3 separate regions of the Mus musculus genome follow, and all the other regions are linked to region 2. The links are chromatin contacts, found by Hi-C or POLR2A ChIA-PET in ENCODE. All regions are on one chromosome and are shown on one strand. The core of a region is the stretch at or near the end of the contact, and the rest is flanking DNA. Distances in the headings are between cores, read along the strand shown. Region 1 holds the start of Cog7 (component of oligomeric golgi complex 7). Region 2 holds the start of Usp31 (ubiquitin specific peptidase 31). Region 3 holds the start of Dctn5 (dynactin 5).

The links. Hi-C counts contacts between places; a loop is a spot of excess contacts on that map. ChIA-PET counts read pairs that join two places held with the same protein, here RNA polymerase II (POLR2A).
Region 1: POLR2A ChIA-PET joins it to region 2 with 15 read pairs in Patski. The contact joins the promoter of Cog7 here to the promoter of Usp31 in region 2. POLR2A ChIA-PET finds 5 or more read pairs at or near these places in 2 of 5 experiments (Patski and embryonic stem cell).
Region 3: a map of regulatory T cell shows a loop between it and region 2 (2.8-fold over the local background). The contact joins the promoter of Dctn5 here to the promoter of Usp31 in region 2. A Hi-C loop is called at or near these places in 1 of 37 maps with a recorded cell type or tissue (regulatory T cell). POLR2A ChIA-PET finds 5 or more read pairs at or near these places in 1 of 5 experiments (embryonic stem cell).

Annotation. Positions count from the first base shown.
Region 1 is chr7:121,980,349-121,983,833 of GRCm38, reverse strand. Cog7 (component of oligomeric golgi complex 7) reads left to right here and starts at 2,141. Exons shown (of 17, transcript NM_001033318.3): 1 at 2,141-2,417. The coding sequence starts at 2,249.
Region 2 is chr7:121,705,286-121,709,249 of GRCm38, reverse strand. Usp31 (ubiquitin specific peptidase 31) reads left to right here and starts at 1,808. Exons shown (of 16, transcript NM_001033173.2): 1 at 1,808-2,614. The coding sequence starts at 1,997.
Region 3 is chr7:122,131,176-122,134,852 of GRCm38, reverse strand. It overlaps Dctn5 (dynactin 5), which reads right to left and starts at 1,812. Exons shown (of 6, transcript NM_021608.3): 1 at 1,672-1,812; 2 at 616-684. The coding sequence starts at 1,719. It overlaps Palb2 (partner and localizer of BRCA2), which reads left to right and starts at 1,907. Exons shown (of 13, transcript NM_001081238.2): 1 at 1,907-2,133. The coding sequence starts at 2,086.

The sequences.
Region 1 (3,485 bases), core at 892-3,391, 270 kb before region 2:
GTACAACAAGATGAATTCCACCCGTGGGTTGGTTTGTTTGTTTTTTGAGACAGGGTCTCTTTATACAGCCCCTGGCTGTTCTGGAACTCACATTGAGGACCAGACTAGCCTTGAATTCCCCTTGGCCTGCCTCTGCCTCCTGAGCATTGAAAGGTGTGTGCCCAGCTAACAATAATGAGTTGGAAACTTAGTCTTTCAGCAGCAATTGGTGGGACAACTCAGAAGATGATCAAGGACATATGTTTTGAAGGACACTAATGATCATCTTTACTAAAATACATGGAACACTTATTCAATGACTGCATATATTTCTTTCTTTTCTTATTCTTTTTTTTTTTTTTTTTTTTTTTTTTTTTTGAGACAGGGTTTCTCTGTATAGCCCTGGCTGTCCTGGAACTCACTTTGTAGACCAGGCTGGCCTCGAACTCAGAAATCCACCTGCCTCTGCCTGCCGAGTGCTGGGATTAAAGGCGTGTGGCACCACACCCGACTATATATTTCTTTTTTGCTGTTTGGTTTGTTTTTGAGACAGGGTCTTGCTACGTATGCCTAAATGATTTCAAACTTAAGGAATCTTCCTCTTTCTGCATCCCCAGTGCTGGGATTGCAGGCGTGTATCACCACATGAAGTCAGACATGTGATTTTCTTCCTCCCTTCTCTGCTTCCTCTTCTTTATATTGAATATTCATGTCCATAGTGCTGTGTTTCATAAAGACAATCTACCTAACTGTACTATGCATTTTACCCCTGTTCCCTTCTGCATATCTTCCCTCTTTCCCACCTCCACCTTCCATTCTTTTTCCTCCCGTGTCTTTCCTCTGCTCTCATGTTAGATATTCTTTTAGGTGTTTATACAATCTGGATCCAGAACTGAGAGAAAACGTGAACTTCGTCTTCTGGCTTCTTTTGCTTATTACCTTTAGCTGTATCCATTCCCCACAACACCATGTCCTCCTTTTGGGTACTGTACATATTTTTAAGTGCACATATACTCTTCTCCATGACAGACAAATATTAAGGCCATAGCAAGTCTCTGTACATTTAGAACAGAGTCATAATATGTGTTCCTGATACACGGAATTAAATTAGAAACCAACGCTAGAACATGCAGTGGTGGCTTAAGCCAGAAATCCCAGCATGTGGGAGGTTCGATCTTTGAGGCATGGGTTTGAGTTCTAGGATAGAAGAACGGAACCCGTCTTTAAAAACAACAAACAAACAACAACATCCTCACAACAACAACAACATCCTCTACTTTGCTATACTAGACAAGAGCAAAAAAAAAAAAAAAAATCGGAGAAAGAAAGGAAGAAGGAAGAAAGGTAGAAAGAAAGAAAAAACCTAACTAGTAAAGAAAATGATGGAAAATGAGTGGAAGAATTGGAGGAAAAGTAATTTTTGAAGATTATTGAAGATTACTGAAATTAGACCAGAGTTAGGGGAGACCATTATCAAATCTATAGAAATCTATGAGGAGAGATGGTCCAGCGGTTAATAGTACTGGCAGCTCTTCCAGAGGACCTGCGTTCCACTCCCAGCATTGATAACCACATGTAACATCCCACTTCCAGGAGATCTTTCATTCTCATCTGGCCTCTGCCCGCACCAGACAGGCAAGTGGGTCACACACATACAGAGGCAAAACACTCCATATAAAATAAAATAAAATTAAAAAAAAAACCAAACTGCTGCCGGGCGTGGTGGCGCACACCTTTAATCCCAGCACTCGGGAGGCAGAGGCAGGCGAATTTCTGAGTTCGAGGCCAGCCTAGTCTACAACGTGAGTTCCAGGACAGCCAGGGCTACACAGAGAAACCCTGTCTCAAAGCAAAACCAAACCAAACCAAAAAACCAAAAAACCAAAAAACCCAAACTGCTGTATGCATTTAGTGAGGACGGAAAACTAGCAACATTACTCCTACATACAGAGTTTATATTTCTCAGCTGCTCCCTTCTCAGACGTCAATCTTCTAGTCTTGAGGAAACACGCGTTTACTTAGTTTACTGCTCGACAAATAAGAGCAGAAAACGAACTGTCGTACCTGTCCGGACTGCGCGAAGCTCGCTGCTCTAACAGGAACAGTTGCTATGGTAATAGGCACCGACTTCCGGAAGAAGTACGGCGCGCGACGAGGGACATTCGGCCTCGGCGCGAGTGCGCTGACGGGGCGGCAAGTAAAGCTTGGTGGGTTTCGACGGGTGTCCCGAAGGCGGTGTCGCTCGGCGCCAACCCGGAGACCGCGCGCCATGGACTTCTCCAAGTTCCTGGCTGACGACTTCGACGTGAAGGACTGGATTAATGCGGCCTTCAGAGCCGGCCCCAAAGACGGGGCGGCGGGGAAGGCGGACGGTCACGCAGCCACCCTGGTAATGAAGCTGCAGCTGTTCATCCAGGAGGTGAACCACGCCGTGGAGGGTGAGCCACGCAGACGCCCACCCGCCCGCCCCGGCACCCGACTGCAGGACCGGGCCCAGGGGCCAAGCCTCTCCTTTGGTGGGAAAGCGAGCCCTGCAGTAGTCTGAGTTAGGTCTAGGCTTTGGTGTTCACGTCCGACGATGCCATAACATTTCCTTTAAAAACTAAAAACTAAAAACAAAAAAAAAACCCCAATAATAATAATAATAACAATCTGGGAGTGGTGGCGACCGCCGTTAATTTCCGCACTGGGGAGGTGGTGCTGGACGGTCAGGAATTCAAAGCCAGCTTCAGTTGCAAAGTGAGTTCGAGGCCGGCCTAGGCTATAGGATCGCTCTCGCCGGCTCTCGCACGCTCTTTTACTCTTCCTTCTCCTTCCCCCTTCTTATTTACAGTCTCACTCTGTCGCCTAGGTTCGCCTCAAACTCGCCTTCTGCCCCAGCTTCCCTAATTCTGGCATTACAGATATGTGCCCCCCCCCCCCAAAAAAAGCTCTTTGGGTTTGGAGTAATTGCTCAGTGGTTACTACTCTTGTAGAGAACCTAAACTTAATTCTCAGCACCCACATCAGTTGGCACACAACTACCTGTAACTCCAGTTCCATGGGATTCAGTGGCCTCCTTGGGCATAAACACTCACATGCACATACTGACACACAGACAAACATGGGTGAATGTAATTAAAAAATAAATCTTGAAAGAAGGCCTTTTGGAGGTGGTGGGGTAGATAGACTCTCATGTAACCCATACTGGCCTTGAATTTGCTCTATGATGGAGGGTGACCTTGAACTCTTGATCTTCATGCCTTTGATTCTGAAATTCTGGGATTATAGACATGTTCTGTCATGCCTGGCATAAAGAGTCACTTTTGAGAGCATTTAATAGTTAACTGGTCCTAGTATTTAGCAGTATATGAGAATGACACAAATCCATTAATATATCTTTGTAAGCTAAGGAAGATGGGCCATCCTGAATGAAGACTTTAACTGTGTGTGTGTGAGAGAGAGAGAGAGCGAGAGAGAGGAAGAAAGAGAGAATGAGAGAGAGAAGACGAGAGAGAGGGGGGGGA
Region 2 (3,964 bases), core at 559-3,058:
TCGTGGTAACTTCACAGCAATAGAAAACAACTAACTCATTGTCTGTTGAATTCCAACAGGGTCAAGTTAATGGTATGGCCAAAAGGTTCTAAGAGAGTCTGCAGAAATGATGCAATTAATGAAGGCAAGATTTTAGAGATGAAGAGAGGCAAACTAAATGAGGAAGTTCAAGGAAAGATACCTGGAGCAGATGGATCAGCTTGGGTAAAGGTTCACAGCTGGGATCAAGTCGTTAGAAGCAGCAAGCATGTGTGCAAAGGTGGAGGGCCACAGGCTTCAGTTTCTATTGTGATCTAGTGGCATTCTTTCTGATGCTACAAGGAGCCCAAGGTACAGCTAAGATGGATGTTTTAATTAGGAGGTAGAAGTGGAGGGGATTTGAGCCTATTCAGAGCAAACCAAGAGCATCATTACAGGATACCATATTTAGTATTGAGTAGAAATCTAGAGGCCAAAACTATTTGCTTTGAGATGGGTGTAGGGTGGCCTTTCTATCTTTAAAATGTTATGGGCTTTCTTTCCCATTATCTGTTTTTTGCAGTAACCAGGGCTCAGGCTCATCTCTTAGCAAAGAGAACATACAAAGAGAAGGTCAGAAACCAGTGGATTTTGAGTAGTAGGCAGCCTTAATGCACGCTGTTCTCCCATGCAGTTTTTTTTCCTTTAAAAAAAATTGAACCAACATTTAAAAATAGAATTTCCACCTTTTCTCTAAAAATCAGCTGATCTGGCAACACTAAGCCCTCATTCTCACATGGGAACAACTGACTGGAGGTGAGCGAAAGCCATCTCTTTAGAAGAATGTTAATTAGCAGGTTGCCGCTGTCCACAACATTTCTTGTATTCCCAAGATATGTGAAGTATGACCTGATCAGCAGATGACCGACCCCTCACCAGGATTCTTTGTTCATTGCTATGACCTATCTAGCCTCTGCGATAGTAGTGCATCTGTGACCCTTGGTTTAAAGGTTAAGTCTTTGAGCCAAACTTGGGTTTAAATGAGATGTCAAAGGCACTGAACTGAAAACCAAGGAAGGTATTCCATGATTGGCATAGTGTGTGGAATACAGAGGTAATCATGAATGAATACCTACTGAGAGTGTACACTATAGGAAGGCAAGCAGAAACTCAGTTAGTTTCAGTCTTGTCGTATCCTTAGAGTTTAGTACAGTATTTGGCAAACAGCAAGTGTTCAGTTGCTATATTTACTGAATGAATGGATGGATGAATGAATGATTGAATGAATGAATGAGCAAATGCTCAGTTTATTGAGTGATTAAAGGGAGAGCTCAGAGGATTTAAAGGCTGTATTTTACAAAACTTTTCAGCAAGGCAATTCTAATAATATTACTTTGCTGAGACCTCAAGGTACATCCTGAAAGAAAAGCCCACCAGAATGTGCCAGCTCCGTGACCACGTTCGGGTGGGTACGCGGCAGTCCCTCGGGAGCCAGGCTGAGTTAACCCGCCTGGGACAAGACAAAGCTGTATCTATCAGCTCCTCTGCCACCTGGTACGTGGCAGCTTGATTTCAGTACTTTCTCTAGATCTTTTCTATTTGACAAGCAAAGACAGAGACCCACCCCTAAAATCCACCATCCAGCGCCTGCCCTAACGTTTAGGACCGTGCCCATACTAAACATGGCCAGTCTTGAGCTTCAACACGCAGAACCACGCCCTAAGCCGAGGGAGTCCTTGAATCAGGGTTCAGGGAGAGAGCTGTTCCCACAGTCAATATGGCGGCCTCGCAGCTTCAGTGCGGGGCGGGGCTGCGATGCCAGCGAGTCACGTGAGCTGCCCACTTGGGCGGCCGCGCGACGCACGCGCGCCCCTCGGTCGCCGCTCTCTTGCTCGCTCTCTCCGCGGCGCTCTGAGGTGGTGTAGGGCGTGAAGCCCCCCGGGCCGGGTGAGGCGCAGGCGGCGGGATGCGGCGGCGGCCGTGGCGGAGTCGCGGTCCGGGCGGACTGGCGCGGTGATGAGCGTCGGCAACCGCCGCCATGTCCAAGGTAACGGCGCCCGGGCCCGGGCCGCCGGTGGCGGCGGGCGGGAAGGAGAAGCGCTCGTTCAGCAAGCGGCTGTTCCGGAGTGGCCGCGCGGGGGGCGGCGGCGGCGCTGGCGGCCCCGGGCCGGCCGCGCCCTCGTCGCCGTCGTCGGCGCGCTCGGTGGGCAGTTTCATGAGCCGCGTCCTCAAGACGCTGTCCACGCTCTCGCACCTCAGCTCCGAGGGCGCCGCCCCGGACCGCGGCGGCCTCCGCAGCTGCTTCCCGCCCGGGCCGGCCTCCGCGCCCACGCCGCCGCCGTGCCCGCCGCCGCCCGCCTCGCCCGCGCCTCCCGCCTGCGCCTCGGAGCCGGTGCCCGGCGTGGCGGGGCTCCGCAACCACGGCAACACGTGCTTCATGAACGCCACGCTGCAGTGCCTCAGTAACACCGAGCTCTTCGCCGAGTACCTGGCTCTGGGCCAGTACCGGGCGGGCCGACCGGAGCCAGAGCCGGAGTCGGAGCAGCCGGCGGGCCGCGGGCCGCACGGCCAGGGCGAGGTCACCGAGCAGCTGGCGCATCTGGTGCGGGCGCTCTGGACGCTGGAGTACACCCCGCAACACAGCCGCGACTTCAAGGTGAGCCCGGGGCGGGGGGCCTTGGAGCTCGGGCGCTTCTTGGGCTCCTCCTCTTCGGGCCGGGAGGATTTCTGCGCTGGATGCTCAGAGAGTTCTGGAAGATAACCCAGATGACAAAGGAACGCATTCCTCCCACCATTCATCCAGCCAGCTTGGCTTCCGAGCGCCAGAACATGGGCGCCAGGTCCTGTGATCCGCCTTGGGGATGGATGTTGCCAGGACCAAGACCCTGCCTTCATGGAACTTCAATCTTTGGAGCGGGTATTGGTGGGAGAGTATCTATCCATCTGGGTTCGAATCCGGCTTCTGCTTCTTAAGTAGTAAACCACTGAGCCTCTTTATGCTCCCGTTTACCTGGTACTTACGTTTAGCAAGTTGACAGGTTACGTTGGACAGCGAGATTACCCAGTTTGGGCACTTCTAGCGGGTTCAGTGTGATACATAAAGTGCTTTAGCTATGTTAGTACCGTTCATGCTTAGTGCTTTTTTTTTTTTCTTTCTATTCTTAAGTACAATGAACCAGGTGTTATCAGATAGTACTTTGAAGAAGGCAGAACTTGATGATGTAATAGATGGAGGAGGTGGTCCTGGCCCTTGGCTTGCAGCTGCCCGTGTGCACTAAGAGGATGAGATTGGGAAGCAGAGGAGTTTGCTGGTCCAGATGGTAAGGGTCATTTAGGCTATCCTAAGGAGTTGGGTTCTTACTGTAAGCTGAGCAGAGAGGTGATTGGAGATTGTATGAGGGATACTTTGAGGTGGGATATGGGTATGATATTAGCGAGAATGGAGTCGGACAGTGAAAAAATAAGTTTTACCATTCCTTCCCTCATTTCCTCATGCTTAGAACTCCACAGTTTGATAGTTGCCCCCATTTTTTGACAGTTGTCTCACCCTGATTTTCTACCAGCCTTCTTTATTTTTTTGAGACAGGGTCCCACTATGTAGCCCAAGGCTGACTTTCAACTCGAGATCTTCCCGATAGCCTTCTGTGTGCTGGGATCAACCTACCCCTCTCCACTGCTCTTCTAAAGAAAACAAATATCAAGTTTAGAGACGTTGGTAGACAACATTAAAAAATATTTACATAGGCATGGGGTGTGTGTGTGGCATTTGTGTAGAGGTCAGAGGACGATTTGTGGAGTCGGTTCTCTTATTCATTTATGTGGGTTCTGGGGATTTAACTCAATTTGTCATGTTTACCTGATGGTCCATCTTGTCAGCCCAACAGTAGCTAAATTTAATAAGGTTATTATGCTTTTATTGTTTTTTTTTTCTCTCATTTGTCTTCTATTTATGGCAAGTGGTACTGGTTTTCCACTGTGCTATCAAGTTTCTCTCTAAAATACCTTT
Region 3 (3,677 bases), core at 563-3,062, 430 kb before region 2:
TTACTCATAATATTTAATGCAATGTAAATCCTATTTAAATAAAATACTGAAGAAAATGACAGAAGTGTTCACGTTCTGTTTAGAAGAAATTCCTCCCCTCTCTTCTCCCTCTGTCTAGCTGCCCTGTGTCTCCTGTGCTCTCTCCTGTTATATTTCACGTGTTACTGCCCTCCCCACCCTCTTCCTTAAAGCTTCTTTATTCCCCATCTAATGGGCCGCTCTCTAATTTTTTTGGCTTCTCCTCCCTGATCGTCTTTGTGCATTCAATAAATCTAATTTGGAGAAAAAAATGAAAACAAAGAAAGAGGGGTTAGAGAGATGGCTCAGCGGTTAAGAGCACTGGCTGCTCTTTCAGAGGTCTGAGTTCAATTCCCAGCAACCACATGGTGGCTCAAAACCATCTGTAATGGGATCTAATGCCCTCTTCTGGTGTGTCTGAAGACAGTGACAATGTGTTCATATATACATAAAATAAATAAATGTTTAAAAAAACAAAAACAAAGAGAGAGAACTGGAAATGACAAATTGGAGACAGCACTATCCCATATACCCTGCTGATACAGTGACTAGCTGAAGGCATAAGGGTAACCTCCTGAAGCTGCCTGTGCCCTTTACCTTGCCATTGAGGACGATGTTCTGGCTTCCACACAAAACAGACTGGCGACTAACTTTGTTCCCAGATGCCTAAAAGCAAACAGAAATCTGGAGTGAAAAAACAGAGGATTTCTGGACTACAGTTTCCATCATGAAAGCTCACATTGAGGAGAAAATTACTTCAAATGAAGGGCAGTCTAAAAATGAATGAGGCCTGAATGTATACTGCACCCCTACTGTCCCAGCTCTGGGTGGGGTGACTGTGAATTTGGGGTTAGACTAAACTATGAAGTGAGACTCCATCACCAAACAAACAAACAAAAACAAACTGGAGAAGGAATGCACTGGGGGGGGGGGGGGAAGGCTGTGGGCACGGCTCCGTGATAAGAGCACTCAGGAACTGAATCCAATCTATCAAAAGAGCAAGGGTAGATCAGGAACTGAGAGCTCAAGAAATGAATTCAGGATCGGTATCTAATGAGCGGTCTAATGACTGATGTGCATTCAGACCCCACTTCCATATTACGGTTTCATAGCCTTCAGTGAGGAAAATTACTTTTCCATGATCACAGACACACAGAAAAAATAATGATAGTAACCCTAACGGGGGCAGTTTACATATGTTGTATTATGAGTTGACGAATAGAAACAATAACGTCTTAGCACGTAAGCAGACTGTGAAATATTATTTTTAAAAAGGGCCCGGAGTCTGAAAATGTAATTTATATACAGAATGAATAGGCTGTACTGTGTATTCCTCTGGAAGACATTATTTAACAGGAAACTCAGGCGTGTGTATATGCACACACATAGATATATATGCATAGAAACTCTCCCACATCCACACTTTCCTCCCCCGCTACACAGCACACCCACACACACGAGATGAAGGAGAAGAGAGCCTAATGCATGCATGCACCGACTAAATAACAATCAGATGAAACACGAAGCATCTCTAAGTCATCCAAGGAAGGGACTGAGGGAACGGGAACCAGTGCAGCCGGGACGGGAGGGGCGACCGTCCAGTCCTCGAGGGTCCCGTGACTGCCAGCGGCGGCAGGGTCGCCACACGCGCACCGTCTCGATGTACTCCGACTTGTTGTACAGCAGTTCGCCCAACTCCATGGCTTCCCCCTCTCTGAACCTCAGGATCCTGTCAGTAGCTCAGGCAGACGGTGATTCCAGCTACTTCCGGTTGATCGGCCACTTCCGCTATCCCCGCCCTGGACTCTCATTCGACTCTCCTCTAGTCAAGCCTGCTCGATCGCTCGGCAGTCTCCAGCTGCGCGTGCGCAGAGCGAACAGAGGTTTTAATTGGCCAGAGCGGCTAGCGCGCGGAACCTGTGTGGCTCGGCAGGAACATAGTGGGGGTGAACTAGGTCCCCGTTCTTCCCAGGGGTTCCTCTTGGCCCTAGGAAGCCCTGGCTGGGTCCCCGTGACCACAGGCCCGAGGCTGGAGACGGCTGCTCCTTGCGTTCGGCTTCCAACCCGATGGAAGAGCTTTCCGGGAAGCCCCTCAGCTATGCGGAGAAGGAAAAGGTGCCCGGGTTGCGGGAAGGGTGACCCAGGGCTTTAGGCTGGGTTTTCAAACCTAGTTCCTGTATCCGAGGCAGTGTCCTCCTACCTACAGCCTCCACGAGAAGTCACTGAGACGAGCGCGCTGCTCGGGTGGCGAAGCTTAAAATGCAGACGAGCCAAACCCATCTTCTAGTGGCACTGCATAAATATTAGGTGTAAAACTACATATAGGTAAACCTAGAGGCCCTCTTCTCTCCCACTCCACTCCGGCCCCGTCACATAAATCTTTCACGTCACGTCAACAGCCTTATATATATACATTTTCGTGTTTGTCTGTTAGGGCTTGACCTCCAAAATAGGTTTACATTGGAGAAGGGGATGGTTATAACGTGTACTCTGGTTGGTTCTGCAGCTGGTGTTCTCCATGTTTAAGACCCACGTTGGAACAAGATGAGGGGAAGAAAATAATATAAATATTACATATAATGAACAGGTGTTGTGTGTGTGCATACAAATTTAGTGTAGTAGTTAGAAGGAGCTCTCATTTCTTTCAGGCTCAGAATATTATTCTCCTGCAAGACTTAAATATTACTTCCATGTTCTTGTGCTTTCTGTGCAAAATTAGAATTCACATTAATTTGTCTTCCTATCCTGTCTTACCTTCTAAGGGTGGTAAAGATCATTTACAAATAAACAAGATAACTCCTACTTACTGATAAGATTGAGGACAAGATAACAGGTTAAGATCAGAATTACTCATGTTGTGGTGGCCCATGACCATAATTTGGTTGCTACTTAATAACTGCAGTTTGCTGCTATTATGAATCAAAATATATATGATATGAAACCTCTGTGTGTGTGGGGGGGGTGTTAAATGGAGCAGTTATAAATGGCAGCATCCTGGAGGAACTGCTTATTCTCTGTTCAGTTTGCATATCTCAAAGGAGGATGATTATATAATAGAATCTATTTGTTAGGGTTATTGTGAGTGCTAATTGAGTCATTGGACATTAAAGTCACAAAATTCCCTAGGACTAACTGAAGCACATTATGAAAGTATCTGCCATTTTTATTATTATGTGTCTGAGAATGGATGGGGACTAAAGTGACTTTAGCACAGAAGTGCTGGAGTCCCACAAAAGTGCTGGGGAATGAGGTGGGGAAAGTGCTTAAGAAAAGTTTAAGTTGTTAGTAACTTTTTTTCTTAATTTTTAATGACCAAAACAAAAACATACCTAAAAGTGAAGCCTCTGGAAAACCCACTTGCACTTCCCTGTCTTGTATCACTCCTCACACTTGACATTGGCTTCCTGCCTGGCCTTGTGTTTCAAAGCTGGGTCTCTGAATGCATCCTTGTTGACAACAGTTTTGCCCAAGGGGATATCCAGACTCCCTTGTGGGCATGAGGTGGTTATAGTTATAAACTTTCACAGAGGACTTTATCTTGGATTGCTTGGCAATTTTCTTCTAGCCTGTGGCAGCTGTCTCTTTTGGGGGATAGCAGTCAATTCTAGCCACTAGGGCATGGCTGTAAGGGCGGTCTGAGGTGCCATCATCAATCAGTG